7 separate regions of the Mus musculus genome follow, and regions 1, 2, 3, 4, 5 and 7 are each linked to region 6. The links are chromatin loops, found by intact Hi-C in ENCODE. Cell type or tissue: heart. All regions are shown on one strand. Region 1 overlaps Tacc2 (transforming, acidic coiled-coil containing protein 2). Region 2 overlaps Nsmce4a (NSE4 homolog A, SMC5-SMC6 complex component). Region 3 overlaps Tacc2 (transforming, acidic coiled-coil containing protein 2). Region 4 overlaps Tacc2 (transforming, acidic coiled-coil containing protein 2). Region 5 overlaps Tacc2 (transforming, acidic coiled-coil containing protein 2). Region 6 overlaps Tacc2 (transforming, acidic coiled-coil containing protein 2). Region 7 holds the start of Nsmce4a (NSE4 homolog A, SMC5-SMC6 complex component).

What was found. Peaks named below come from ENCODE experiments on the same cell type or tissue, not always from the same donor. Only the 100,000 strongest peaks of a DNase experiment are listed, where the experiment ranks them.
Region 1: a loop joins it to region 6, with 5 times the contacts of the local background. A loop is called at or near these places in 16 of 42 quality-filtered maps.
Region 2: it touches region 6 in a loop (3-fold over the local background); 6 of 42 quality-filtered maps call a loop at or near these places.
Region 3: it touches region 6 in a loop (7-fold over the local background); 16 of 42 quality-filtered maps call a loop at or near these places.
Region 4: a loop joins it to region 6, with 2.6 times the contacts of the local background. A loop is called at or near these places in 3 of 42 quality-filtered maps.
Region 5: it touches region 6 in a loop (3-fold over the local background); 6 of 42 quality-filtered maps call a loop at or near these places.
Region 7: it touches region 6 in a loop (2.1-fold over the local background); 6 of 42 quality-filtered maps call a loop at or near these places.

Annotation. Positions count from the first base shown.
Region 1 is chr7:130,753,431-130,757,430 of GRCm38, reverse strand. It overlaps Tacc2 (transforming, acidic coiled-coil containing protein 2), which reads right to left. Exons shown (of 22, transcript NM_001004468.3): 18 at 3,770-3,813. Among named protein-coding and RNA genes, the nearest start is that of Btbd16, 19 kb to the left of the region's middle. In heart, a CTCF peak has its summit at 2,440 (motif pointing right); no DNase peak of the experiment used is centred here; H3K4me3 peaks cover 351 bases; H3K27ac peaks cover 2,439 bases.
Region 2 is chr7:130,531,732-130,535,731 of GRCm38, reverse strand. It overlaps Nsmce4a (NSE4 homolog A, SMC5-SMC6 complex component), which reads left to right. Exons shown (of 11, transcript NM_001162855.1): 8 at 160-208; 9 at 1,871-1,962; 10 at 2,066-2,155; 11 at 3,040-3,206. The coding sequence ends at 2,140. Among named protein-coding and RNA genes, the nearest start is that of Nsmce4a, 14 kb to the left of the region's middle. In heart, CTCF peaks have their summits at 380 (motif pointing left) and 2,260; a DNase peak (open chromatin) is centred at 2,221.
Region 3 is chr7:130,761,253-130,765,252 of GRCm38, reverse strand. It overlaps Tacc2 (transforming, acidic coiled-coil containing protein 2), which reads right to left. Exons shown (of 22, transcript NM_001004468.3): 22 at 367-999. The coding sequence ends at 934. Among named protein-coding and RNA genes, the nearest start is that of Btbd16, 11 kb to the left of the region's middle. In heart, CTCF peaks have their summits at 2,409 (motif pointing right) and 3,041 (motif pointing left); DNase peaks (open chromatin) are centred at 2,422 and 2,682; H3K27ac peaks cover 447 bases.
Region 4 is chr7:130,732,806-130,736,805 of GRCm38, reverse strand. Tacc2 (transforming, acidic coiled-coil containing protein 2) reads right to left here. Exons shown (of 22, transcript NM_001004468.3): 9 at 3,240-3,300; 10 at 1,578-1,857. Among named protein-coding and RNA genes, the nearest start is that of Gm34283, 14 kb to the right of the region's middle. In heart, a CTCF peak has its summit at 2,223 (motif pointing left); no DNase peak of the experiment used is centred here.
Region 5 is chr7:130,602,843-130,606,842 of GRCm38, reverse strand. The region is part of intron 2 of Tacc2 (transforming, acidic coiled-coil containing protein 2); the gene reads right to left. Gm34365 (a long non-coding RNA gene) reads left to right here. Exons shown (of 3, transcript XR_378536.3): 3 at 226-744. Among named protein-coding and RNA genes, the nearest start is that of Gm34365, 14 kb to the left of the region's middle. In heart, a CTCF peak has its summit at 1,568 (motif pointing left); no DNase peak of the experiment used is centred here; H3K27ac peaks cover 441 bases.
Region 6 is chr7:130,671,594-130,675,593 of GRCm38, reverse strand. Tacc2 (transforming, acidic coiled-coil containing protein 2) reads right to left here. Exons shown (of 22, transcript NM_001004468.3): 5 at 855-992. Among named protein-coding and RNA genes, the nearest start is that of Gm39098, 28 kb to the right of the region's middle. In heart, a CTCF peak has its summit at 1,641 (motif pointing left); DNase peaks (open chromatin) are centred at 883, 1,773 and 2,203; H3K27ac peaks cover 2,420 bases.
Region 7 is chr7:130,545,148-130,549,147 of GRCm38, reverse strand. Nsmce4a (NSE4 homolog A, SMC5-SMC6 complex component) reads left to right here and starts at 1,767. Exons shown (of 11, transcript NM_001162855.1): 1 at 1,767-2,156; 2 at 3,176-3,253. The coding sequence starts at 1,874. In heart, a CTCF peak has its summit at 1,739; DNase peaks (open chromatin) are centred at 1,717 and 2,187; H3K4me3 peaks cover 1,943 bases; H3K27ac peaks cover 2,219 bases.

The sequences.
Region 1 (4,000 bases), 82 kb before region 6:
CCCTGCCACGGGATCCACGTGCTGCATGAACAAAGGTGGCCCTGAAGTGACCTGTACAAAGTGTTCCTGTCCCCATCTTACAGAAGGTGAAAGAGGGTTTGAACAAGGCACCTCATTTGTTCACTGAGGGAACAGCACAGCCCAGGCTCAGCCCCAAAGACAAAGCCCGGCCATGACCAAATTCTTCCCAAGCCCCCTGAGATGGACAGTCCCCACTGGGAACAGCCAGAGATTTTGATTTGGGTTATTTTTCCTTCTGTTTTCTGATAGAGCACCCTCTTGCTGTGTCTTAAGTTCAGCACATTATTACTGTGTGTCACAGTGAGGGGGAGGGGGGGTGTCACAGCCTGAATTTTACTCCAAGCCTTGAAATTTTGTGGACCCAGGGCCTTGTCAGCTGAGAGTGTGCATTAGAGCTAGCTGGAGGGCTACACAAACAGACATGGCTCCCTCCTCTCTTTTGACTCAGCAGATCGGGGTGGGGAATCTACACAAGTAACAAGCTCCCTGGATTCAGATAGAGCTGACCCAGGGCCCTGCCTGGAAAACCACTGCCCTAGGAGATGCCTATTGTCCCTCCACCCTGCCTCTATGATCCCAGGGTTCTCAGCAGCGTCCAGAAGCCACCAAGGGCAGTGGCTCTGGAGTCTGACACGCCAGCTTGGAATCCCAACTCTGCAGTGTTCTTAAACTCACTGTGCCTCCTCACCAGAACCAGAACCAGAACCAGAACCAGGGGATAGCAGTGCTTCTGGGCCATAACATTTGGAGAGGTTAAAAAAAAAGAGAATGAATACAAAGCTCTTGGTGCCCTGGGACGGCCTGGAATCTGACCTGTTATCAACAGCATCACTGCCCACAGAAGCTCTTAACATCGCCCCTGACCCAGTGGGACAGCGTCACAGTGACTCATGAAGTGCTGCCTTTTAAATAGAGAGCTTTTTAATACAAGCAATAGACTTGCTCTATCCACACTCCTAGAGGAGAGGGCACTGGCAAATTCCACTAGATGTTATTGACCGAACTTTAGCCATTTCCTTTGCTCCCAGCATGCCGTACAATGTACATTCTGGGCTGATCTGTGGTCACGTATACATTTCACCAGACAGGCTGAAGGAGCTATTTATCAAACAGAGTTCCATCTGATTTCCTGAATCTAAGATGTCGCCTAGCCCAAGCTTTCCTCTTGTCACTTTTAAAAATAGAATTGCCCGGTTCCCAGGAGAGCCAGGCAATGGCAAGTCTGCACAAATCTTCTTACTCGTGACCAACAAAGCTAGGCTCTTAAAGTCAGGAAATCAGCCTCAGCCCCCAGACAGGACAACGGGGACTCGAAACCCTGATGGGGGCTTTCTGGCGTTTGCAGGCAAACCACTATTAAATCCAATGGGGAAAGCAGCAAATACGAAAGCAAAAATAACCAAGCCAGGAAAACAAAACACAAGCAAGGGGCTGCGAGGGGTGGGCTGCGATGGGTGGGTGTCAGACGGTGGGGGTGGGGTGGGGGTAGGGAGCAGTTACTTACCAGGCTTGCCTGTTTGTTTTGCAAGCAAAGGGCAAAGAGCAACAGAAAATGGAAGCAAAACAGAGAATCAGGGCAGTTGTTAGAAAAGCAGAAACAAACAAACAAACAAACAAACAAAAAATCGCCACAATCTGGAATGCAGAAAGCGCAGAGGTTCCTTCCTGTCCTGCATTCCATGGAGCCCACTACTGAGCTTAGATAAGGCACGCTTTCTCCTGAGGAGCTGCTGAGAAGGGATGAGCAGGTGTGGCGCCTGGGTCAGAGGAACCAGGCTCTCCCTCAAAACACATGCACTCTGGTCCTAAGCTGCCAGGCTCTCAGGCCCAGGTTCGCCTTGCTGGACAGGTGGAATGAAACTGGGATGAAAACATGGAATCCAGATGAGGCCCATGGGCTTGTTTCTACATGTGAAGGGACCTACTTTCCTACGAGGCAGGCGGGTCCACCCACCTTCCCTGGGCGGTCATGTCACAGGTTGTCAACACGGAACATGAAATGTCTAGTGGCCTCACCCAGCGATCCTCCACAGCAACTGACATACAATTTTTCTGGGTTAGAAAAGCTTTGGAAAAGCGGATGAGGGAGAGGCTGGTGAGTAAGGCTCGTGACTATGCACACAGTAGGGATGTTATCCAAGAGATGATGCACTCAGCTAGGGATGCTGTAGCAGTCTCCCTGAGCCATCCTGGGGGTTCTCTTGTACACAGAAAACTGTTCAGAGTCCAAGAAAGAAATGCACCAAGCCTCTGATACCCACCCTTCTTAACTGTCCAAGATTAAAATGTTCCAACTGCGGTCAGCTGCAATTTCTCTCAGAAGCAGGAATCAGCACCTAGTAGCTTCTGTCTCACCATAATGGCAGATTCCCAGATAGGTCAGCTGGACAGGCTCTCATGCTTAGAGTCCACCAGGGGGAACTCCTGCTTCTCTGAACATCCCTAGCTGTGTGCTTGCTACAAGCTGGCTGTGGCAGCCTTCCCTCAGGCCTTTCTCCCTCAACACCACACTAGCATCTGCCAGTGTCATATCCCAAGACACAGGAGGCAACCCTGTCCACACTGAGAGAAGCCTGTTTCCTCTCCAGTTCCTTTGCCAGCTCTTAGAATGCGCAGCATGTTGAAGTTTCTATCTCATCCATAAGCTTGTGCATTTGGCTCTGATGGGATGCACCTTCCATGGGATCAATGTGGCTGAACGTAGGCCACAATTAATGCTCCCGAGAGGGCCAGCCATTCAACCATTGGCCCTCCTGCTACTGCAAAGGCCACTGAGCCGTTCATCTTGGGGTCAGCTATAGACGGGTAGGACTCAAAAGGCCAAACATTTGCTACAGGGCTCTGTAAGCTTGTACAGATCTAGGCTCTGTAAGCTTGTGCAGATCTAGGCTCAGCACAAACTTGTATGTTTACCCCACAAATCCTTAGGTAGGGAAAAAAAATCATTTTTAAAACTGATTATCATGAACCTAAGCAAATAAACAGATAGCTAGACATAAATCAACATGAAGACCAACTCCCCAAGACTATACAAGCCTGGTCTTGGACTATCTCCAAGAATGTTTCTCATTATAGAGGAGGAGGATGGGGAGGGGGAGATGGAGAGATAGATAGTAACACGAGGAAGGGAGGAATAGAGGAGAGGAGGGGGGCGGAGGAAAGGAGGAAGGAAGGAAAGATGAAGGAAGGCACACAGGTCATTGTGTGTCATTTGCTAGTATAGGGCCGTCTTTCATTGCAGGCCTAAGCAATCTTTCAGCTCTGGCACTCAGGGATGCAGTGTTCTGACGGAGGTGTCACATCTCAGGGAGAGCTGGGATTGGCTACCATGCTCTGCCAGCCGCAAGAGGAAGGGTACTGGGTAGGGAGTTGCCATGGGTTCCATCCTGGCCCTAAATCTATGTGTTAAGGCTGTATATTTAATCATGGACTCTAAACTAAGTTGGGGTTGGGGGTTTTAATTCTATGCTTCCTGCAAGCAAAATCCAACTTACTGGCCAGACTCAGACTCCTTCCCAACATGGTGGATCACCTGGTTGGGTAAATGAGGTCTGTGGAGATGCTGGGGAATTGTGAAGTTGTGACGTACATTCTCCTGGCTATCCTCAGGGTACAGCCACAAGTGCGGCTGAGATGGTCCCTGCCGAGGAACTCACTACTCTTAGAGGAACTGGCTCTGAGCCTTGTGGCTGAAACCCACCCCCATTCCCCTACCCCCTCCCCTGAGCACTCTAGTCGTGACACCCACCGATCATCTGTGCAATGGTCTTCTCATATTCGGCCACAATTTTCCTGGAAGAAAGGCAAGGAAACACTCAGCTATAGAACAGGACGGTGTTAAATCTCTGCCCACGGGGGTGGGGGGTGGGGGGTGTGGGGCGTGGGGGGGTGTTACAGTGTAACCAGGGAACAGCAGCACAAATCCGGTCAGAGCTGGGCTCACACCCTCTGCACTCATCCCTGAGCTCCATCACTAAGT
Region 2 (4,000 bases), 140 kb after region 6:
AAACATCAGCAATAATAGTCCTTGTAGGGTAATATGAGAAAAGACTTGTCTGTGACTTAGGGTACATTTTGGCTGCCTGAAGTAGAGCTTTTCCTAACTGATGAAGAATTTTCATGCAGTAGATTTTGCTGCTTGCCTCAAACCATGTTTTTGTTTCAGGATGGTTTTGCAAGAATAAGACTTGACCAAGACCGACTGCCAATAATAGGTAAATTATACTGTGTTCATAGAAATCAGTTTTAGAAAATATTAGAGTTGGGGCTGGAGAGAAAGCTCAGCGGGTAAGAGCACTGGTTACTCTTCCAGAGGTCCTGAGTTCAGTTTCCCAGAAACCACACGGTGACTCACAAACATCTGTAGTGGGATCTGGTGCCCTCTTCTGGTGTGTCTGAGGACAGCTATAATGTACTCACATAAACAAATAAATCTTTTAAAAAGTCCAAAAAAAATAGACTTTATGAAATCCATTTTGTTTTGCTAAATGTAAGGTCTTTTTCTGTTTTTCTTCTTTTCTTCTTTCCTCCCCCCAACCCCGCAAATAGCCCAGGCTAGCCTGAAATTTGTTTTGTAGTCTAGGCTGGCCTTAAACTTTCAGTCTTCTTAGTGCTGGGATTAAAAGCTTCTGGTTTTTTGTTATGTTTTTGTTTTGTGTTTTTTTGTTTGTTTTGAGACAGGGTCTGTATCCATAACCCTGGCTGTCCAGGAAGTTACTACATAAACCAGTCAGACCTGGTACACTGTGATCTGCCTGCCTCTGTCTCCCAAGAGTGGGGAAGGAAGGCTTGTGCCACTACAAAAATTTTATTTTCTTGTTTTTTAAACCAAAGAAGTTCTGCTACTGAGATGGTCTCACAATGTGTCCCTGGCTAGCCTAGAACTTCTGTGTAGAACACACTAGCTTTAAACTCAAAGAGATCCACTTGTTTATGTCTTCTGGGTATTTGGATCAAAAGCATGGGCCATCATGCCTGGTAAATTCCCATTTTAATAAAATTGATGTAAACAAAATGTATCTGTCCTAGTTAACTGAAAATTCTGAAAATAGGATGGTTTTAAAACCTGGGCAGTGGTGGTGCACGCCTTTATTGCCAGCACTTGGGAGGCAGAGGCAGGCGGATTTCTGAGTTTGAGGCCAGCCTGGTCTACAGAGCGAGTTCCAGGACAGCAAGCGCTACCCAGAAAAACCATCTTGAAAAAAAAAAAGATTAACAAAATGATAAATCCCCCTAACTTTTTTTTTTAAGTTTTATTTATTATTATACATAAGTACGCTGTAGCTGTCTTCAGATGCACCAGAAGAGGGCATCAGATCTCATTATGGATGGTTGTGAGCCACCATGTGGTTGCTGGGATTTGAACTCAGGACCTTTGGAAGAGCAGTCGGTGCTCTTAACCATTGAGCCATCTCTCCAGCCCCCCCCCCCCCCAACTTTTACTGTTTGTAACTTTTGTAGCTTCCTTCTTTCTGACCACCACTGTCCATGTGGCCAAAGCCTTCCCTCCGAGGTTCTGTTCTCTCTTGCTCTTATCTGCATACAATCTCTCTCACTCATGCCCTTCTGAAGTCCCTTATGGAGAACTAAGGACTTCCAATGCAGTTATTTGTTCCATGCGCTTGGCTTCCTCTTGGACTCACTAAGGTTTAGCTAAGTGGCTAGTGCACAGATAAGCTAAACGTTCAGAAAAAGACCCCATGATCAGTGTGGGAATCAGCGGGGTTACTTGCTCCGCTACTCAACTGCTTGTAGTACGTGATATCTAGGCAGCACATACAAGTATCTTCTCAGTACAAGCTTCAATCCTATGATCGTTTGCTGTTCAAGTTACCTGTTCTGACTGATAATGTTTGAAATCTTTGTCTTTTAAACAGAGCCAGTGATTAATGAAGAAAGTGAGGGAATTGACCACAACATTCAAATTAGGAGTCAAGGAATTATAGCTCTGAGTTACCATGACTGGGAGGTAAGGCCCTGCAGGCCCTGCGGGTCACCCCAGGGCGGTTCTGACCTGGTCCTCCTTCCCTACGAATGTTCCCACTGCCTAAGTGTTCGTCGTTTCTGAGCAGGAGATTGTGAAGACCTTTGAGATTTCGGAGCCTGTGATCCCGCTGAGTCAGAGCCAGCAGCGGCTCAGTGCCTGATGCCAGCAGCGGAAGGTACCGTTTCCCACACGACAGACAGCCACACAGTTGGATTAAAGTTGTATTAGGCAACCCCGAGCCTTAGTAGTTCCTCCTGCCCAGGCCATCTGGGGTTTGTCTCCCTCTAGCGTCCGGTTCCTGAACTGTAACTGGTAAAGGCAGGCAGGAGCGGGAGGCCAGCTACCGTGACCATGGTGTTCCTGAGCTCTATAGATGAAAAAGCAGCGGGGGGGGGGGGGGGGGGGGGGGATGATTGTTCGTGGGCTTGTTTTCACTAATTGAGTACATGAAATATGGAGACTTCTCCAGTGTTGTGATGGCACGAAGCAGAAAAGGAAGGTGGCAGTAGCATTCCCTCAGGGGAATACTAGTAAATGCACATTTCGGAAATGAATTATGCTATGAAAAAAAAAAAAAAACCTTCATTTTTACGAAGGGGGACATTTCTAGAAAGAAATCTTAGTAACAACTGGTATTCTGTCCTGAAGACAGCCATGGGTGGAATCGACCTTGAGTCTGTTGACCCTGCCCCTTGATTTTAAAACCTTGTGGGGTTAATTCGATTTACACGTTTTCCTTATCTGTAAGTCTGTTTATAAAATAACTGATCACTTTAGCTTCATCTTTTTTTCTAATTTTGAGAATTAAATTGAGCTTTTAAAGCACTTTATATAAATTCAGTGCGTATTTCAGTTGACTGAACTTTTGTTCCAAGAGAGCTTACCTCTGTCAGAGCATCTTGAGGGGAAGGGAACTAACTCTGTGAGGAGTGCAGCCTTTTAACCTGGCCCTACTCGGTGACAAGGGGCTGGTCACTAGACTGCATTTATGTGTATACTGCGAGTTTTGGGTTATCAGCTAATAACCAGCTGTCTTCCCTCTTATTTTATGTTTTTTAGGCCTGAAGGCAACAGTGAAACCCTGAAAGGGCAGCAGCATGTATTGTATATATGTATGATTAAATGTTTTTAAAGATGAAGATTTGTTTTTGGTAAAATGTAGCTTTTGATAGTTATTGGATCTGTCATGGTTGTCTTTGATTAAAGGAAATCCACTGCCATAGTCACAACGTGATCGTTTTTATTGTCTCTGGGAGTGTGTGTTAGGAGTGGGGTCCTCTTTTTTCCTAGTCCTGTCCCAATGAAGGTTTTACATAGGATGTTAGTGCCTGATAGATAACATAGTGTTTTTTATGTCTCTTTAGTTGTAAAGTTAGCTGGCCAAGCCAACAGATAGGTTGTCCCGAGATGAAATTTTTTTCCCTTTCGTGGGTTAAAAAATGGTTAAATATTTTTGGTGTGGCTTGGCCTATGCTTTACACCCAAGGAGCTATTACATCGTCTGGCAAGTCAGGCTGGGCTATGCCCCTAGCAGCACCAAGTGTCAGTCCATCCTGCTGCCAGTTCCTCTGCCCCGCTCATCCACGTTGGGCTTTCTAGTCGGCCCTTGATGGTTTCTGGGTTCCTTCTCCCGAGCTTTCTGCTTTAAGACTTTCCCTCCTATTTCAGGTACTCTTTCAGCACAAGGCTCTGGATTCAGGTTCCTCCTGTCTCCCAGGAGGTTGCTTTCTACTTTGTCTGGGGGTCACCCTTCACCATAAGAGTCTATGATTTTCATCAGGCTGTCTTCTTTAAGTAAGAATCACTTGGTGGCTGGAGAGATGGCTCGGTGAGTGACTGTCTCGTGCCCACATTAAAGTGGAAGAGGAGAATCAGCTCTACAGCTCTGGCCGCCACCTGGGAGCCGTGTGACTGTGCTCACTCCGCATGACCTGCCCTCACGAGTAATACATGAGAATTTAGTAAGAGCCGGGCGTGGTGGCGCACGCCTTTAATCCCAGCACTTGGGAGGCAGAGGCAG
Region 3 (4,000 bases), 90 kb before region 6:
TCACAGGTCACGTGTGCAGGTCAGAGCATCAGGGAGCCTGGTAGTGGTCATGTTGCTAAATGGCTAATTGCCTGCCTGCCTCCCACCAGGTGTTCCTGGGCCTTTCCTAACCATTTATAAAGAAATAGGCAGTGTTTCAGGGTTGGTCAGGCACCAAGGGGCAGGACAGAAAGACTGACAGCTTGCTATTTCCTCCACAGAGTTATAAAAGGAAACAGTTTTGTTTTTTTTTTTCCTAATGGCCAAGGCTTTGTAAAAATGAAATCTAAGCTAATCCAATATATCCACTTACTTATTTAAGCCCCAATCAATATTTCTCATTTGCTCCCTCTTACAAACCCAGACACGATAATGAAGGAAATGCAATTTAAATCAATAAGCAAAAGAGGCAGAGACCAAAACCTGATATGATTTAATGAAGGAAAGGACTCAGCCATTCCCAGAAAATAACTCACAGCCACACTCGCTGCCAAGACTCAAAGAAAAAACTTTATTTACAATAGAGAATTTTATTTGAAACATGCATTCTTTTTTTTTTTTTTTCCTAAAAAACCAAACCAGCAAATGTGGATCAATTGTACACTCCTTAAGGCAAGAGTCCCGATGCATATGTTCACGTCCCATCAGATGCTGCTCGCCAAAGGCCAAGGCCAAGGCCAGCAATTTGTAGTCTATTAGAGAATCTGACAGTCTCCCTGATACAGGAACTCCGAGGTCAACTTGCTATGAATTATACTAGAAAATGCAAACGGATAGCAAGGAATCCTGGTAGGTCTCGGCACTGCATACGGTCAAACCAACCTTATTTAGAAAGAGGACACAGTAGTGCATACGGAAGTGAAAGGAGACGCTGTTCACGGAATCGGAAGGACAAACAGTTGAGCCGACGCTCGTATTGCACGCAACGGCCAAGTCCACGCACTTGGCCCAGAGTTAGCTTTTTCCCATCTTGGCGATCAGCTCGTCACAAATCTTGGTGAGTTCTTCTATCTCTTTATTCTGAAAATGAAAGACAAGAGAGGTGTTCTTGGTGTTTGAAATTGAGCCAGTTACAGGGCTGGGGCGATGACTCAGTCAGCAAAGCCCATGTGTTGCAAGCTGAAGGATCTGAACTCAGCCCCCAGAATCCCAGAATCCTTCAGATATGGGAGTGCACACCTGCAAGCCCAGTATGGGAGGGAGGCAGACAGAGGGGGATCCTCGGCTAGCCTAGTCTGCTTATTAAGTTCTAGGCCAATGACTGACCCTGTCTTAAAAGTAATCAGAGACACTGGTCAAGTATAAAGGGACCATGAGAGAGGGGAATAGCAGGGTGCAGGTCTCTCACAGGTTGAAGGCAAGTCACCCATTGCTAAAGACACCACTCATTTTGGACAATGGTCTCAGGGGACTTGAGGTGATCTAACTTGAAAGCCTCTGACCTGCTGATCTACTTCCATAGCACCAGAAAACAAGGGGGGAAGGGGAGGGAGGGGGAACTGTAGTCGGGATGTAATATATGAGAGAATATGAAAGAAAAGAAAGTGCTATGAAAGTCAGCAAGGGAGGGAACCAATCCATAGTTCTATTCATCCATGACACCTATGATCACAATGTCCAGCTTTAAAAAAAAATGTATCTAAAGGTGATGGCCACCAACAGTTCTCGGTCTGTTCCATAGGAGGGAAATCCTGCCTGGCACTGGAAACCTCACAGCTACCCAGGACTAGTGAGGTATGGACTTTAGAGAGACCCTACTAGCAACACTTTATTAAAGTAGCACAATTCCTCACTGCCTTCTAGAAGAATTAGCTTCTCCCAGGGATGAGGCTTCTGTTGGTGACTCAAAACACAGTGGTTAGCCCTGAAATAATATATGCGCAAGCAACAAGTATATAAATATACATACCAAAAAGGTTAAAAAAAAAAAAAAAGGGAAGCAAGCAAGCCACCAAGCCAGGTGTGGTGGCACATGTCTGTTTGAGGCTAGCCTGATCTACATAGTGAGTTCCAGGCCACCAGGGCTACAGTGAGACCTGCTTCAACAGCAGCAGCTACTACTACTGTCACTAGTTAATCAGTAGCAACACTGGTCTCCTTGTAGGGGAGTTCACCCAGTCTCTTGGTCTCTTCTAAAGCTATCTACAGGAATTAGAGGAAGTAACTAGAAGCAAAACAAGTTTACATCCTAGCTATGGCTGGTAAGGGTGAGCGAGTTACACAGCCACTCCGAACCTTGGACTCCCCATCTTTAAAACGTTGGTGAGAATGAAATAAGGTAAGAAACGTGCGGTCTTGTAAATACAAAAATACAGTGAGCAGAGTGCAGTGGAGGGCTAGCTAGTATAGCTTTCATCCCTGGGCTAAGTTCCATGGCTCTTACATGGCTTTCCTGACAATGGCCCGGAGTTTAGAGAAATGCTAGCGCTGTTTAGAAGATGCCCAGTAGATGGCGCAGTAAAAGGCGCAGACAGCGATGGAGAGGCAGGCCACTTCAGGGGATTCCTCTCACACAGAAGCTATTCTTTGCTCATTCCTGAAACTCACTTAAAGGCAGATACACACATGCGGCACAGGCAACTGGGTGGCCGTTCCTGTCCTGTAGGATGGGGATCCAGCTGGGAGACGTCCAGCAGATGTGGCTCTACTCTCTGAGGGCTGAGACGCCAGGAGCCCAAGGCTGCTCTTGATCATGCACAAGTGGCCAGCAGCCCTCCCTGAGGACAGAGCTCCTGCATCTCATGTTTTCCTTTGAGATGCTGAGGAAGGTTGGCCTCCACCAACCCCTTTCCTGGAACCTCCTGCATCATGTCTCGGCTCAGCCCATGGCTGTCCCTGGGTTAGGACTCCAGGACTCCACACCACAGTGCCCACCGAACAGGGAACTGTGCCTTCGTGGGAGTGGAGGGGGGTAGCCGGGTGAGGAATCACTGTCTCCTAACAGCTTGACCATGCCTACGTCCTGCCTAGGCATACTCTGAGGCTCCAGCCCACACAAGTGCTAAAATCTCTGACCACTAATTCTAGTTATTCTCACCACCACTACTGCCCCCTGCTGGCTACAAATGGTAATCTTATTTTGCTGTGAATACCACATGCCAATCACCAAGCTAACGCCTTCCGCCTTCCGGGATGCTACCCCTTTAAAAGGAGCTGCTGTTAACCCATTTTTAGTGAGGAAACAGAGGCTTGGAGAGGTTAAGCGCTATGTGTAAGAGCACACAGCCAGTCAAATAGGAACAGATGTGTCCAGCCTAGAACACAAATTCCAGTTGTGCTTGCAACCACTCAGCTTCATTCTAATGTCTATTAATGTGCAGCGACTCACGGTGGAAGCCCCACAGGCCCACTGGAGGAGATCCGTCCCTAGAGTTAACCCCAGCACCATCAGCCACTACTGGGCAAGTAGCCCCATCGCGGAGCCCAGCATCTTGCATGGACCTGCCTTGAATGTGTTTCTGAATTTCTTTAAGACAAGCCTTGTTTGTTATACATCATACTGTCCTCCAGGGCGGAACACCAAGATCAGCTCATTCCTCCGGAAGCTTAGTTAGCGAGGGAATTACCTTTGCAGATAGATTTTAATCTTTGCTATTATCCAAGGCCAAGGGACCCAATTTGTTGGCATCCATGTATTTTAATCTACCGGAAAACACAGCAACACCTTCATTTGCTGCTCTGATTGGGCCAAGGACCTTGGAAATATATATCCTGGCTCCTCCTTCAGGAACTAACACTATATGGTGATTTAAACACATGTCTGATGGAACCTATATTGTGGAAACACTGACAACTGCCCCCCCCACACACACACACAATGACTAGAGGATGTGGTCTTTATTTTAATGGAACATTCCACTTCTATAAAAATATACATAGACCCAACAGCAAACCCGTAATGGTACTCAGTAATCAATGAATGAACAAATGCTTGGCTTTGCAGCTCTGTGTCTTGTCTCCATGGTGACTGCTTTGAACAATCAGCAGAGTCCAGAAATCACTCGTAGCTACAGTAGTCGCC
Region 4 (4,000 bases), 61 kb before region 6:
TCTAGGGTGCTTCACAGAGATGAACACGGCAGGGCCACGGCCATGATGAAGTCTCAGACCACAGCTGCAGCCCTGAACTGATTCATTCTGAGCTTCATTCTGTGTGAAGGCATGTGCATATGAATATTCGTGTGTGTGAATATGGATGTGTGTACAGCATAGTGTGTACATGGGTGTCAAAGGACAAGCTTAGTTGTCATCCCATGTCTTCCACTTGTTTGAGGTGGGTTTTTTTTGTTTTGTTTCTTTAGATGAAAAATGACTCTCCTGTCTCTGCCCCCATCTCTCTGCTGGAGTACTGTGATGCTTGTCCTGCGCATGCGCATCCGGCTTTTACAGGGGTTCTTGGAATTTGACCCCAGGTCCTCATACTGGCATAGCAAACACTTCGACCCACTGCGTCATCTCCTTAAGCTTTCCCCATTTGCTGAATTTTTGCAGAAACAATTGTCAGAAAGTTTAGTGAACTGTCTTAGTTCATGACCAACACACTGCCAGATCAAATGTGTTTCAATTCTCAATACAAGCCCAAGCTGGCTTCTAAATGTCTGTCTGTCTGTCTGTCTGTCTGTCTCTCTCTTTCTGGTGTTTAGAAGGTTCTTATCTAGCTCAAGAGAGGTGAGCCAGCAGGGAACTGGAGATGCTATCCAAGTGGCTTTTTTCCCTCCTCAGGCCCCTCCCTATGCAGGTGGCAGCTGCTGTTTACCTGCCCTGGCCTTGCATTTCTTTGATCTCAAACCCATCTTCAGCTCCTATGATCCTCATAGTAGTGTGGAGACACGGAAGGGAACTAGTTGTTGCTTTCAGTAAGCACACAGCCCAGTAATGAACACGAAATGCACAAACTTCTTCATCATGATCTTAAGAGGCCCCAGATCAAGCATTAAGGGAAAGGAGTAGATATCCAGGCAAAGGCTGAGACAGGCAAAGGTGGGGAAGGAGGGTGAACTTCTGGTTCTCCCGTCTCTACCTTCTAGACGGCTGGGAGTGTAGATGTGTGCCACTAGTTGTTAATGTAGTAGAGAATGTTTATGCACGATGCACTCTGCCAAGTGAGAACATTCTAGCCCTAAGATATATGACTCATTCAAACCCAACAATCAGAGAGAAAGCAGAAACTGAATACACAGCATAAAGGTAGACACCAAGATAAGACAAGTGCCTGGGACCTTCCAAATGCAATCAAGTTCTCAATAGCAAGCAGGGGTGGGGGAGGGGGTGTAAGCCTCTGGTTCCAGGCTTGATTAAAATGGGTGGTCATATTGGCTACCCATCCTGAGGGGGACATGAACAAGGTTGGTACCAGAAGACCCAGAGGTGGGGTGACCTACAGTCAAAGATCAGTGTGAAAGATGTCCCTTTGGAGCAGCAATGCCTTTCAAAGCTACAGAAGGTATCCAAAGCCATACAGCCAAGAACAAGCAAGTGAGGGTTCAGGATCTGGGCTAGAGGGTTCTAGTCTGGTTCTCAGCAGGCATCAGAGGGTCAAGGGACAGGTGCTCTCAAGCCATAGCTTTGCATACAGTGGGAGGCGTGCAGACTGTCACACGGGTAATGGTTACCTGGCTGGCAAGTACCTTTTCTGGCTCTTTGCCCCCTAGGGACAGTATTCTCCAAGGCAAGGTGTGGGTCTGGCTGGCCACCGAGTTGCTTACCCTCTGAGGGTGAATTGAATTTGGTCTCATTTACAAAGTTAGACAGGTCCGAGGGCTGAGGGAAGTCCTGTTTGTCAGCATCCAAGTCCACCGTCATACACGTCCACTTCTGGCTAGTGACTGCCAGCTTCTCCTCATCTGTGGCGTGGACCACTGTAGAGATGGCTGAGGGTGCTTCCGGCGTGGCAGCTGGAGTGGGGTCCTGTGAGGAGATGAAGCAGCCTTTTCTTTCACCCAGTCTCCTGATCGGAAGCCATGCCCCACAAGCCAGGGAAACCCCTCCGTCTGTTCCCTGGGGACTCTGATCCACGGGGCCTCTCAAGGAAACCCCTTCTCTCCTCTATGGATCTCCTTTACTGATGGTTGATTTCAGGGAGTGACCATGGGCTATCAAGATTAGCTAATTAGGGATGGGGAATAAAAAAAAAATTAGTTAATTAAATTGTTAAGTTTTAGGCTGGAGGGATGGCTCAGAGGTTAAGAACACTGGCTGCTCTTCCAGAGGTTCTGAGTTCAACTCCCATGGTGGCTCACAACCATCTGAAATGGGATCTGATGCCCTCTACTGGTGCATCTGAAAATAGCAACAGTGTACCCAAAAATAAAATAAACAAACAAACCTTAAAAAAAAAAAAAAAGTTAATTTAAAACAAACAAACAAACAAAAAAAAAAAACCTGGACATGGTGACTCCTATCTGTAATCCTAGCATTTGAGAAGCCGAGGCAGGAGGACAGTTGGGACTGTGAGACTAGGCTGGGCTATAGCGTAGGACTCTTTGTGCAAGGTCTAGAGATGTGGCTCCATGGTATGGTGCTTACCTTGTGGGGGGCACAGCCCTAGGTTCAATTCCCAGCAGCAGCACCACCACCAAACCTCATATAGTAGTTCACACCTGTGATCTCAATACTAAGAGACTGAGGCTAGCCTGGGCTATGTAGTAAGTACCAGGCCAGTCAGAGCTACAGTGAGACCCTGTCTCAAAACAATAAGTCTCTACACTTGGTTGTCGGAGACAGCCCAGTTAAACTGTAGTACCAGCAACACTAACAGTCATCACTCCAGTCCTTTTGAAGAGAGAAGGGGGTTTTACTGCCATTGTACAGGGCAGAGAGAACTCAGCAAGAGCTACGATTGGACCTCAAGTCTCCAATGCCTGGAGCTAAGGTCCTAGTTCCACCTGGTCAACAACTGAAGCTGGTCTGGATCTGAAGAGCAACTTGTCTTATCACCCAGAATGGCAGCAAGCCTGCCTGAGGATTGCCTTCCTTGGTCTATAGAGAGTTGAAGACATGGCATGAGCTTGTTAGAAACACAGCTAAGAGGGAAAGATTTATTTTATATGTGTAAGTGGTGTGGGGGTGTGTGTGCGCGCGCGTGGTACCCACAGAGGCCAAGAGAGGGTGTTAGAACCTTTGTACAGACAGTTGTGAACCACCATGTGGGTGCTGGGAGCGTGTGCCTGGCATGTATGCACACACAAGCAGCATTAACCTCCCTGCTCAGCAGTGTAATACTGTGTAATACAGTGTAATACTGTGTAATACAGTGTAATACAGTGTAAGGGGTCATGGGAATGCTGTACCTGAGAAGGCGGGTCAGACAGAGGAGACCGCTTTGGAGACTTCTTCACCCTAAACGTGTCACTGTAAATAAAATGGGGTCACAGGTCATTCCAAAGCACCCAGTAACTTCCTACCCCACCCCCACCCCCCACCTACCAAACCCCAGCTAAAGGGAACCCATTCTGACTTTCTAACGTTAGCCCCCAAAGGGAAGACCCACCAAGCTGGAGACCTTTAAAGACAAGCCATTTTGGAGAGCTGACCCAGAAAAAAAAAATGCAGCTAAATTTAACTAACCGTTCTTCTTTTTATAAAAGCAAAGTCGTGGTGAGGAGACTTCTTTCTGAGCCAGCTACGGCTGGGGGAGGGCTGTAGGCTTATGACACTAATTAACAGGATCCAATTTGCACATGTGCAACGAGACACAGCTCTTAATGAACAGCCAGAGGAGCCCACACGGAAACAGAAAAGTTCTGGATCCTGTGGGGATCCTGTGAGCCCTTTGTACTCACAGGAACACAGAGCACAATGGGTCCTTCTGCTCTGCAAGTCTCTGGGTAGGATTCTGACTGGAGGCAGAGATGAGGAGGGCGGTAGTTTATGTCTTTTCCCTGGCTATGGTTAATGGACCAGATTCTCCTTCCTCCCTCCCTTCCTTTTTCTTTCTTTTGTTCTTTCATACAAGGTAATGGAGGTGGAGTGTCAGACTGGCCCCAGGAGAAAGGGATGGCTTTAGCATAAGCAGTACTATTTGGTTTAGCATAAACAGTACTATTCTGGA
Region 5 (4,000 bases), 69 kb after region 6:
AGCATCTTTGACTCATCGATTCTATTCATCCTCATGTAGCACCGAGTCATGAGATCATAGGGTAGTCTCTCACATACAATTGGACAGAATTATAGGCCGGCCTACGACTTAACAATATAGACCAGGCTGGCTTCAACCCCACAGAGGACCAGAGTCTCTGCTGCAGGCATTAAAGGCATGTGACATCGCGCCCAACCATTTTCTTTTTCTTTTTTTTTTTAACAGAGATTTCATATGAGAATGTTAACAACCATGCTTGAAGCTTAAGCACAGCTGACCTTTGAGAGTCACCTCCTACTCTTGCCGGCTGTAAACAGTAATTTGCTGCGATTATGAACCTTGTGCACAGTCAAAACAAATACGTTACCTTCCGCATGACCTTCTTAGAGTAAGGAGGCCTTTTATGACCTATTTTTCTTTAACCACCCTATGATCCTCTCCAATGTGTCTGAGACACCATCTCCTACAATCTCATTCCCATTAGAGGGGACAAAAAAAAATGACAAAAATGTCCCTTACAAACACAATGCATACAGCCAGGTAGATGATGCCCCAGGTAAAGGCACTTGCCGCCAAGCCCTGTGGCATGAGCGAGTTTGATCGCCCAGAATCACACATGGTCAGAGAGAACCAGTTCCTGCAGATTGTTCCCTGACCTTCTCAAGTGTACCGTGACAGACGTATACCCCAATAAATAAAAACAATTATGAATGAAACCCTGTGAACAATGACTTAAGAAACCACCACCACCTCCCTATATAATTAGTGTGTTAAGATGGTCACGTGCACCTGACCCTTCTGTGAATCCTGTCTTGAGTATGCACTCTCTCTCTCTCATGAGCATCTTTCTTCTCTAACACACATGCTTAAATCTAGTTTATTTAGCCTTTAAAATGATTTGTTTTTATTTATGTGTACATGTATGTGTATATGCATATGAATGCATGTATTTTTAGAAACCGGAGTGCTGGCTCCCTTGGGACTGGAGATACAGGCAGTTGTGAGCCATCTGATACAGATGCTGGGACCTGAACTCAGTTCCTCTGCAAGAACAGTAAGCAATCTTAACTGCTGAGCCATCTTTCCAGCCCCCCTGAATCTACTTTAAAATCTTTTTCTTATTACACTCTAACTTTGATCCATATTGAATCCTGAACTTTTTTTTTTCCGCCTGTGGCATAGCCAAAAATCCTGGCTCCACCAGAGTGGAGGTTTCTCCAAAGTCACGCCTAGGGCTACATCCCTGCTTCCTCCACAGCAGCCTCAAAGCCCAGTTATTCTATGAAAGTTGTGTGACAAGATCAGCTTGCATGTTGTAGGGCTACCGTTCTTGATTGTTGGTATGTAAGAAGAGAAAGGCTACGGGATTTGATGGGCCTGGAACCTAATCCAGATGCAGACATCTGGGCCGACTGCACCAAGTAAACCGGGGGAGCAGCAGGGGTGTTACCTGGATTAAGCTAGCTTCCCTCTGGAGGGGAGGACTGACCTCCCTCGGGAACCCAAGTGCAGCCAGGTACTATGCAAGGTCAAGTTATAACAGCGACACCATGTGGCAATCAGGAAGCAAGGCAGTTAGACAAGCTCCTCTGTAGGTGAGGAACCTACCCTAGGGGACATGTAGGCCCCTAGTTCTCCTCTAATTCAAATAGGGAGATGGTTCTTAACGCAAAACAGGGACTTTCTCCCACTGATGCAGATATTTAATGCTCCAAGTCTGTGTCCTTGTTTGTGCTGTGGAGATAAACCTGGGTAGAGAGGCAATCCTTGGTAAGATTAATTTGTACCTTTCTCCTTGTACATTCTCTCTCCATATTTGTTGAGAACTGGCTCTGGGGCCCCCTAAATCAACAGGTGTTTGAGTTCCCGAGGCACAAGATCCACAATGAATTCTCCCAATACCTTAAATCAGCTTAATTCCTTTTAAAATCTGTCTGGTTGTGGTTTTTGGAAACAATGTCTGGCTACAGAGTCCTAGCCTGCAGAGAACAATCAGTTGTAACCCATACCAGTCTCTCACTCGTGGTAGTCCTTCTGCCTCTGCTCCAAGTGCTGAGCTCCCACAGTAAATACTCCACTGTGCCTGGCTAGACTACTTATAGCTAACAGGGTGAAAATAGATGATACACTGTGCTGTTTAGGAATAATTTTTAAGTCTGTATATGTTCATTACAAGTGCATTTACCCCTGTCCATGGTGGGTTGAATCCACAGACGCAGAGCCTCAAAGGATAAGGATAAAGAGGACAACTGTTTTCCTCCCACACCTCAGCTGCCACAGGCCTTTCTGCACTTCCTGTCTCTGGAGCTTTTGCAAGTAGAAAATAGTCTGAAGTTCATGACTAGTCCTAGCCCCTGTAAAAGCCTGAATCCTTTCAGAGTAGATGCTGATTGTCCCACTGGGCCACTGGAGACTGCAGGCGAATTTGAAGATGAAAGAGCAGAGAAAAGTCCTGGAGCGGGGTTGGGGTAGGGTGGGTGGAGGTATGTGTCAGGGGAATATGGTAAGGAATCCCTTCTCCTGCTTCCTGACTGTATTCTCGGGCTCAGAGGTGAGTGAGCATTGAGGAACAGCCCCAAGGGAATGGTCCTGTGGCAAAGGTTACAGGGAGGCGGCATGGTCCTGTGGTCCATGGATAGCGTGCCTGGACCAGCATGGTCCTGTGGTCCATGGATAGCGTGGCTGGGTCTCTTGGTGGTGGAATAGGAGAGAGGAGGTCAGATGACAGCCTCAGTACACCAGGCTTTAGAGAAGCATGTCAAGTATGAAATGGTGGCTCACATCTTGAATCCCAACACTCAAGAGGCAGAGGCAGGTAGAACTCTGTGAGTTCCAGGCCAGCCTGGTCTAGGACTACCAAGTCTATGTAGTAAGAGACCTTATCTCAAAATATAATAAAATAAAATACATAAAAAAATAGAACAGGACAGCAGTTGTGGGAATTCCCATCAGCCTGGCAGGGTTCAAGACTCAGAATCAGAGCTGAATTGGTTCAAAGAAAGCAGAATTTTATTTTGTATGTGTAGCTCATGTGGCCTGGTGTCTGGCGCCCATCTGCAAGTGAGTGTTAGATGCTATTGTTATCCTTCTGAGCGATGCCAGGCTGGTCTGACTCACACAGGAGCCTTCCCCCATCTTGCCTCCTACAAACATCCTGACTGCATGGTGGATACGGTGAGTGCCTGGAGAGCAGGGGCAGGGGAGCTTTGGAGGGAATTTGGCTCTGCACTGGACAAGCGCTCACTTACTGCGGACCACCCTGTTTTCAGCTATGAACAGGAGTTTGCATTTTCCTAGATGCTGTGTAGTTCAAGCGCCCAAGAGAGACAGTTCTTCAAGAGTAAATGATAATTGACTAAAGCTGAGGAGCAATCAACTAAAGAGCTTTGAGCTGCTGTTACTCATCAATCCATGTGTGACACAAGCTGGGGACAAGTCCTCCGATCTCCTAAGAGACCCCAAGACTCTCTGAGGATGAGGTGGGGAGAGCTGGACTTTTAGACTCAGCCAACGGTAGGTTCTCTCATGTGGGATTCCAGAAACAATAATTCTAGTAGTCGCACGGCATTGGAGCCAACTGAGAAGTCTAGTTAGATCCGGATACTAAAAGCTTTGTCCTGTTACTTAGACAAACATAAATCAGGTGATAGAGATCTGAGGAGACAAGGAGTCTTCCTTGTTGAGACTACAAAGGTCATAGTTGCAATTCAAAGTTTCACTCCTGTGCCTGGCCTAGAGCTGCATGCCCTAATCCCAGCTCTCCTGAAGTAGAGGCAAGTGAATTTTTCAGTTCCAGGCCAGCCTGGCCTAGAGGTAGAATTCCAGGCCAACCAAGACCACATAGTGAGACCCTATCTCAAAATCAAACAATCGCTGTTGTGACCCAGCTGTGCCCCATCTGACTATTTCCCTAAAGAAACTTAATGTCCATGCCAAGAAGACACAAGACAGCCCTATCCAAACTACCCAGAAGACACTCATCCTCTACACAGGGCAACTC
Region 6 (4,000 bases):
GGGACCACACACATGTAGAAACTCCCCAGGCAGCATCTATTCCTTCCCCAGTGTCCTCAACCCACACAGGATTAATCCTACTGAGGACATCATTCTGTCTCCAGAGACGTCAAGGCTCCACATTGCCAGGCAGCATGTATCTTCCAGACCTATGTCCTGTCCCTGGCATGATGTCTAGCCAGAGCAACTCAAGTCCTGATGCTGGCTCTCAGATGCATAAACAAACAAGACGCAAAAAGTGCCGGAATGGAGAATCCAGGAAGTAAACACTCCAAGGCAAACCGCAGGCACCTTAGTGAAATTTGTGTGAGAGCCTTGGGAGCCTCGGACACGGAACAAGTGGGTAGCTCACATTTACTAGACCCAGGAAGCAGGAGGCAAAGCTCTGTGTCCCTGTGAATTGGCTACATCAGACAGCAGTCACCCTTGGATAAACTTGACATAGTCATATAACCATGACTACAGTCGAGATGCAGGACAAGCTATGATGTTACAGTTAAGGTCTTCTTTTAGCTCCTACCCTGGTCACCATAATACTTTCTATTCCTTGTAGTTTTGCCTCTTGCACAGTCTCCTGTAAGTGGAAACCTACAGGGGGAACATTTTCACTCACAGGCTGTGTGAGTGTGTTGCTTCTGCCCCTCGGGAGTCCATGGCTTACACACGGTGTCCCTGCTACAAGAGAACTAACTGCTTCAGGAAGCCAAGCTACAAGCCAAGCGATTACAGACATGGTGTCAGAGCCTTGCTGGCACCATCCTAAACCCAGCTCACCCCAGGACAGACAGTGAGAGAGACCACCCAGCCTCGCTTTCTCCTGGGCAGCTGCTATGGGAGAAATGCTTATAGATTACCTGGGTTCGTTCTTGGCCAGGTGTTGGGGGGAGGCAGTGGGGGTGACTTCTACTCCAGGACCGGCTGCGGAGGGAGCCGAGGCTGTATGTTCTGGGGCCAAAGGAGCAGGACTTGCACGGGCAGCAGATGGGGAGGCGCTGGGGACACAATGGGAGAATTATTTCAAATGGAATTCGGCTCCTTAATGGCACATTCATCCATCCTTTCTCACCCCGCCCAACCCACCCACATTTGTGGAGAGGACTATTTAAAGACATAGCACGCTGCTCCTTAGACTCCCTCGACTTACACATGGTAGAGGCCACAGCCTCCAGTCCCAGAGTTCCTCCCTCATTCGACTCCAAAAAACCTGGGAATTCATTAACTGCTCAAGTGTTAGGGGCCCTGGGTGTCTTCTTGTCTGAGGGCTGCTTGAAGATTTTTATATAAAAGTATTCTAACAGTTTGGTGCATACAATGAAATTCTGCGTTGAAAATTAAAACACAATTCTAGAGGCAGGCAGATTTCTGAGTTTGAGGCCAACCTGGTCTACAGAGTGAGTTCCAGGGAAGCCAGGGCTACACAGAGAAAACCCTGTTTTGAAAAACAAACAAAACCCCACAATTCTGTAAATTCCCCACAATGTGCCCCCAAATTTCAAAAGAGAGCAAAGTATGGGTGTATGAGCTATTGGGTCACTCTGGGACCTGGATTGGGATGGGGGTTGGGGCTAGGTGACAGCTCTGTCTAGGACCCAAAAGGATTATGAAGGCAAGCAGCCTTCATGTGGTAAATGTCTGCCCCCTCCTGGACAGCCAGGGGTTCTGCCAGTGTGCAGGACCTCACAGAAAGCACAAGCCCCAAGCCAAAAGGCACCAGCTTGGAGCCCAAGAAGCCCTAACACAGAAGTGTTGGCAAAAAGCGAGGCATCTACAGCCTGGGAGCCGGTTTTCAAAGCAAGTGAGTCCCCAGCTCCTGTAGCCAGCCACACTGTTGTCAGCCGGGAGCTGGTCGGCTGACGGCCTTGCAAGAGCCAGGCTGGAGTCTAGTGACTCTGAGGCAGGGCCTGAGACCCAGGCTGCAGGGGCAGCTGGAGTTTGAGGTTTTGTGGTCTATTTCTTCTCTTAGGGGCAAATAGCCATAGGAGCATTGGTTTCTGAGTCACCGTGCCATGCTCAGAGCCAGCCTTGTAGGCTCTGCCTCCAGACCAAACCTGGCCCTGAAAGACAGCAGCCACTGCGTTAGGTGCCCAACCCTGGAAAGGGAATTTTTACTCCTACTTAAAGCCCTGTGGTGATTCAGCAGGCTCCACAGAATCAACCCCAGCTTTGCCCTTCCCTCCCTTCATGGCTCTGCCCAGCCTCTTTTGTTCCTATAACAGGCCTAACTCCTGGCTAGGCAGCTCCTCGCTTGCTAAGCTATCAAGGCTCCACCCTCTCATATCTAGCCCACTTCCTAACTGAATCACGTAAGCACATCCATGCCTACAGTGGCTGCCCTTGTCCCTGCCTTCCCTACCCTTGGAAGACAGACCATGAAAACCAGGAGCCTACAAGACTGATTAGAACTCAATAAATGATTGAGAGTTAGAATATTTCAGGTCCAGAACAAAAGTCTCTTGAGCTATTTTAGCTTCTAAATAGACATTTAACTACCCACCTATGTGGGGATCCAACATCCTTAAGACCGAGGTAAATCTTCTGGAATATACAGACAGACCTCTAACTTACTTCCACCAACCCAGAAGCTAAGATGGCATCCGAGGCTGTAACAGATTTCCCCATGTTGCTGTACTTGCCTACCTGACGTTCCCACCAATGTACTTGAAATTTGTCTTGATTCATGACTTTTGTTCTGTTACTATAGAAACATCATGAGGCTACATCCATGTTGAAACATAGAATTTGGGTTAACCTAAATAAACTTCTATTTTATTCCTGTTCCCTTTGATGTGAGAGATGTGGTGGGTTGTTTTTTTTTTGGTGTGTACATGTATGTATGTACATGCATGCACATGTGTGTTTGTGTGTACACACATGCATTTGCCACAGCCCATACATATGGATATCAGTGGACAACCGACTCGGACTGCCAGACTTCACAGCAAGTGCCTTTACCTGCTAATCATCTCTTCAGACCCACTAGCTGTGTTTCCTCATTGGACAGCACCCACCCCAGTGATCCAATATTCAGACAGGCTATGAACAGCAAGCATCATCATCACGCGTGAAAAGAGAGCCTGTCACGTCCTCGGGCTGAGAGAGAGTGGGAAGCCACATTGCCAGTTCCTCAAGGGCCCCACAAGGTTGGGGGTGGAGAGGGTGGAACCCAAAAAGTTATGATCCTTGTAGGACCCTAGAAGCTAATCCACAGTGAATAAAAACTGAAAGATGAGGCAGGCACGGTGTGTGTGTGTGTGTATGGGGGGCGGCCACACCTATAATCCCAGCACTTGGGAAGCCAAGGCAGAAGTATCGTGAAGTCTGTGTCATCCTAGGCTACGCAGTAAGTCCTCGTCTCCAAACAAAATATAGAGAAGTGGCTGCAAATGAACAAAGCAAACTGCTGGGAGCTGTTTAATCTCCTTCAGAGAGTGTCACTCCGAACAGCCTTCATCCATGCTTACAATCAGTGCAAAGTCAGCTGCTGATGGGCACACACCTTCAATCCCAGCACTCAGGAAAGGCAGGCAGGTGGGTCTGTGAGTTCAAGGTCAACCTGGTCTAAGTACTGAGTGCTAGGACTGCATAGAGAGACCCTGTTTCAAAGGGGAGGGGGAAGAAGCACATTACAAGTCTAATTTCAGCTTTCTCAAGAGACTCCGCTGGCTGAGCTCCCACACTTTATGAATCCCAGGAAGATCTGATTTCATTAAAGGTGCACTGATGAGACAGACGGTTGTTGCTTACTATTGTGTTCTCGCCTTTGGGTTGTGAGGCAAGTTACCAGAGGGTAGGGAAGATGGCCTCAGATCTGTGGTCCCAGGACAGCTCAGAGCTGAGGATCAAGCGTGGATGCCCTTGGGCTTTAGCTATTACCACGGGGCATTTTCCAGGGTCACCCAGCGACAACATGCCCTCAGTTTAGTAGTCTGGACAGCCTACTTGTCCTTAAGCCAGTATATTCCCAAAGGACCACCAGGCAGCTCTCTCTTCTCTTCCCCTC
Region 7 (4,000 bases), 130 kb after region 6:
ATAAACTCATCACCACAGAGTGGAGAAAAGCCCCCTGGACTTCAACATCGGACTCTGATCGGACATCGGACACTGCTATAAGCTTGCGTTTTATTTGTTAAAGAGATTTGCTATGTGTGCGCATGTATGCCTGGTGATGCTACATGCATCACGTATGTGCAGGAGTCCAAAGAGGGTGTCGAATCTTCTAGAACTGTTGTTCTAGACAGCTGGGAGCCACTATGTGGATACGGAGGACTGATGCCAGGTCCTCTGTAAGAGCAGTAAGTGCTCTTAACTGCTGAACCATTTCTTCTCAGTAGTCTACATTAATACAGAGAATAGTATTTCATCAATCACATTCACCCCTTCTTCCCCACACACTCTTCTGTGATGTCAATGCAAATTAGTGTTTTAAATTAACCCAGCAACATAAAATATGAAGAGATGCACTTATATACGTGTAAGGGTGTCTATGCATAGCTTCCTAGTTCTTTTTTCTTTGGAGGCTCTAGAAGCAATGATATCTCAGTAGCAGTGAGCTCACTAGGCTTTGGATCTTGGTCTCAAAATCCTCTCAGCCTTTGTGAGGTAGTTAGATTCACGAGGATCAGGAACTCAATATTAGCTTCAGCTACAGGGTCAGTTTGAGGCCAGCCTGGGTTACATGAAATCCTATGTGAGAGGGAGGGATGGAAGAAGGAGAAGTGTGTGTGTCAGAGGGTAGATTACCTCAGGATTCCTAAGGTGGCATAAAAACTGGTACATGGGCGGGCGGTGGTGGCACATGCCTTTAATCCCAGCACTTGGGAGGCAGAGGCAGGCAGATTTCTGAGTTTGAGGACAGCCTGGTCTACAAAGTGAGTTCCAGGACAGCCAGGGCTACACAGAGAAACCTTGTCTCAAAAAACAAACAAACAAAAAACAACAACCAAACTTGTACACGGCAGTGTGGATCCATAATCCTAGTGCGTTGGAAGTGAAGACAGGAAAATGCCTAGATCTTGCTGGCTATTTAAGTCCTGTCAAAAAGACGAGTTCCAGGTTCAGCTAGAGATGCCTTATGGTAAAGAACGTGGAGAGTGGGCTGGAGAGATGGTTTAGAGGTTAAGAGCACTAGTTCTCATAGGAGTAGGGTTCCATCGCCGTTATCCACAGGGCAGCTCACAAACCCTTCTTAACTCCGGTTCCAGAGGAGGTGTGCACGTCCTATTTTGACATCTGAGGGCACTGCATACATTTCGTCCACAGTGTGCACGCAAATAAAGGATGTATATACACACACAACAAATCTAAAAAATGTGGAACTGAAAGAGGAAGACCCCTGAAGCCAACCTGCCGTTTGTACCCGCAGATGCACACTTGTGCATGCGTATCTATGTACAGTGCACACACACACAATTACATGGAATGATATGTATACATGTATCTTTGAAACCACATTGCATATAATTATCTTCCTCAGACCTGTTATAGGGTATCTGTTGTTAGAGAATCAGCTGTGAACCTGCCGTGTGGTGGTGCAGATATTTAGAAGGAGGCTTAACAGTTTACTATGGTACAGTCAAGGAACCCTGTTTTGTTTGTTGTATCCTCCCCAAGGCCAGAGGAGCCAAAGAGACAATGGGAAGATGCATGACTAAGTGGGGTGGGCATTAGGATCAGAGATCTAAAGTCCTAAGACTCTTGCTTGCAGGGTGGAGTAACTAAGAACCAATGCGAGGCACAGACACAGCCAACGCCGCCGCGACCTCCGGGCCACAGGTGTCGCTGTGTGCTCACGCGCCAGCCGGGGAGCTGCGTTGCTCCTGGAGCCGGCGCTCGAGCCCAGCCGGGGGTTTCAGTTTCTGGCGCGAACTTCCGCCGCTCCGAAGTTGCAAGGCGAATTGGCGCGATGTCTGGCGACAGCAGCGGCCGCCGGTCTGAGGGCCGGGGCCGGGGCCGCGACCCGCACCGGGATCGCACCCGCTCCCGGTCCCGCTCGCGGTCCCCGCTGGCCCGCCGCGGCGCCGCGCCGGAGCGCAGGGAGGCAGCGGAGCGTCCGAGCTTGGAGGACTCCGATCTGTCTGATTCTGGGGACGAGCTGATGGACCCGGCCTGCTTGGAGGCCGAGTACGACCAGGGCCTGTGCCGCCAGATCCGCCATCAGTACCGCGCTCTCATCAACTCTGTCCAACGTAAGGTGGCGCTTTGTGGCTGCGCGGGCCGGTGGCGTTCCATGGCTGGGGAGGGCGGTGGAGGTGCAGGCGCTGGCCGGTCTGCGCAGGCTCGCGGCAGCGCGCTTTCGCTTGTTTACGAAGTGCAGCCTACGCGACCTTGGCGGCGGCCGCGCAGGTGCTGTGTGGCCGGCTGGAAAAGCGGGAGACCAGACCTGGTGGTGACTTGAGCTCAGCTAGCCAGTAGGGAAGACAAGCACACACCACCAGATTTTTGTTCAATCTAGCTTGCTCCTCGTGGGCGCCTGAGCTATGGAGTCCCTTGGGATTGCTAAAATGCACATTTCCCTGCCCAGCTCGGATACACTGAATCAGAAATGCTGTACAGGCCCAAGCGTTTGTTGTGTGGCTCTCCAGATGAGCCTGTTGCTTGAGAAGTTGACAATCCTTTCTTAATCGAGCCCTTGTATTGGGAAGCCGAAGAGTCATCCCTTTGCACATTTGGGGAGCAAGTGTTTCCTGTCAAGAGTTCAAGTTTTGAGGGCTGGGGAGATGGGCAGATGCTTCTCTTGCGACCTTAATTAGATTCCCCAGAACCCTCTAAAGTGTCTCCTAAAAGTAGTTCTGTAAACTTGTATCCTCAGCCGAGGGGAAGCAGAGACCCTGGGTCTCTTTGGCCAGCTCACCTAGCCTTCTTGGCTAGTTCTATAGATAGATAGATAGATAGATAGTTCTATAGATAGATAGATAGATAGATAGATAGATAGATAGATAGATACCCTGTCTCAAAAGGCAAAGGTGATGGTGCGCTGAGGGAAGGACATCAAAGGTTGACCCCAGGCCTTCTGCACACACAGACGTTCAATTTGCTTGGAACAGTAGTAACATTGTCTCTTTCTGTAAAAGATAAAGCCTTTTTCTGTTAAAGAGATAAAGCCACTCTAATCATTACCCAGGCTGTAGGAGTGGAAGGAACTGTAAGTTGCTACTTATTAGTGAAGGATGTGCCCAGTTCCCTAAGCTTGTATTCTTTTAAATAGAAAACCGGGAAGACATACTGAATGCTGGTGACAAACTAACAGAGGTCCTGGAAGAAGCTAACACTCTGTTTAATGAAGGTAATTCATGATTTTAAATCTGTTATTGCAGCTTATACTCACTGGGTTACTTTTATAGAAGCCAATTATTGTTGTTCCATAATTCCCATTTACTAGTGCACAGGCCCAGAGCCTTTTCCGTTTTAGCAACAATACTGTGCACTTACCACTTGGTACAGTGTATGCTTTAGGGTTCTTCGAAGATTTCTAGAAGTCAGGAAGGAGTTGTACAGTCTGTTTTAAGAAGCCTCTTCCATGAGCTGGGCAGTGGTGGTACACACCCTTTAATCTCAGCACTGGGGGGTGGGGGAGGGGCAGAGGCAGGTCTCTGAGTTCAAGGCCAGCCTGGTCTGCAACTGTCTGTTCCTGTGCATCTACAGCTACACACAGAAACCCTGTCTCAAAAACAAACAAACAAACAAACTAGCTGGGCGTGGTGGCACACGCCTTTAATCCCAGCACTCCGGAGGCAGAGGCAGGCAGATTTCTGAGTTCAAGGCCAGCCTGGTCTACAAAGTGAGTTCCAGGACAGCCAGGGCTACACAGAGAAACCCTGTCTCGAAAATAACAACAACAAAAAAGACTAACAAAAAAGAAGCCGTGATTCTTTTGCTGGCTTGAATTTGAAAGTTTCACTTGTATGTTCTGTTAAGCAGATAGATGAACTAGAGAAGAGTGCAGCCAGCTTCAGAGATCCTCTTTTCTTTTCCTTCCTTGGTCTCCCCTCCTTTAGCTATTGATCCACCTATAACCTAATGGAGGTGCCTC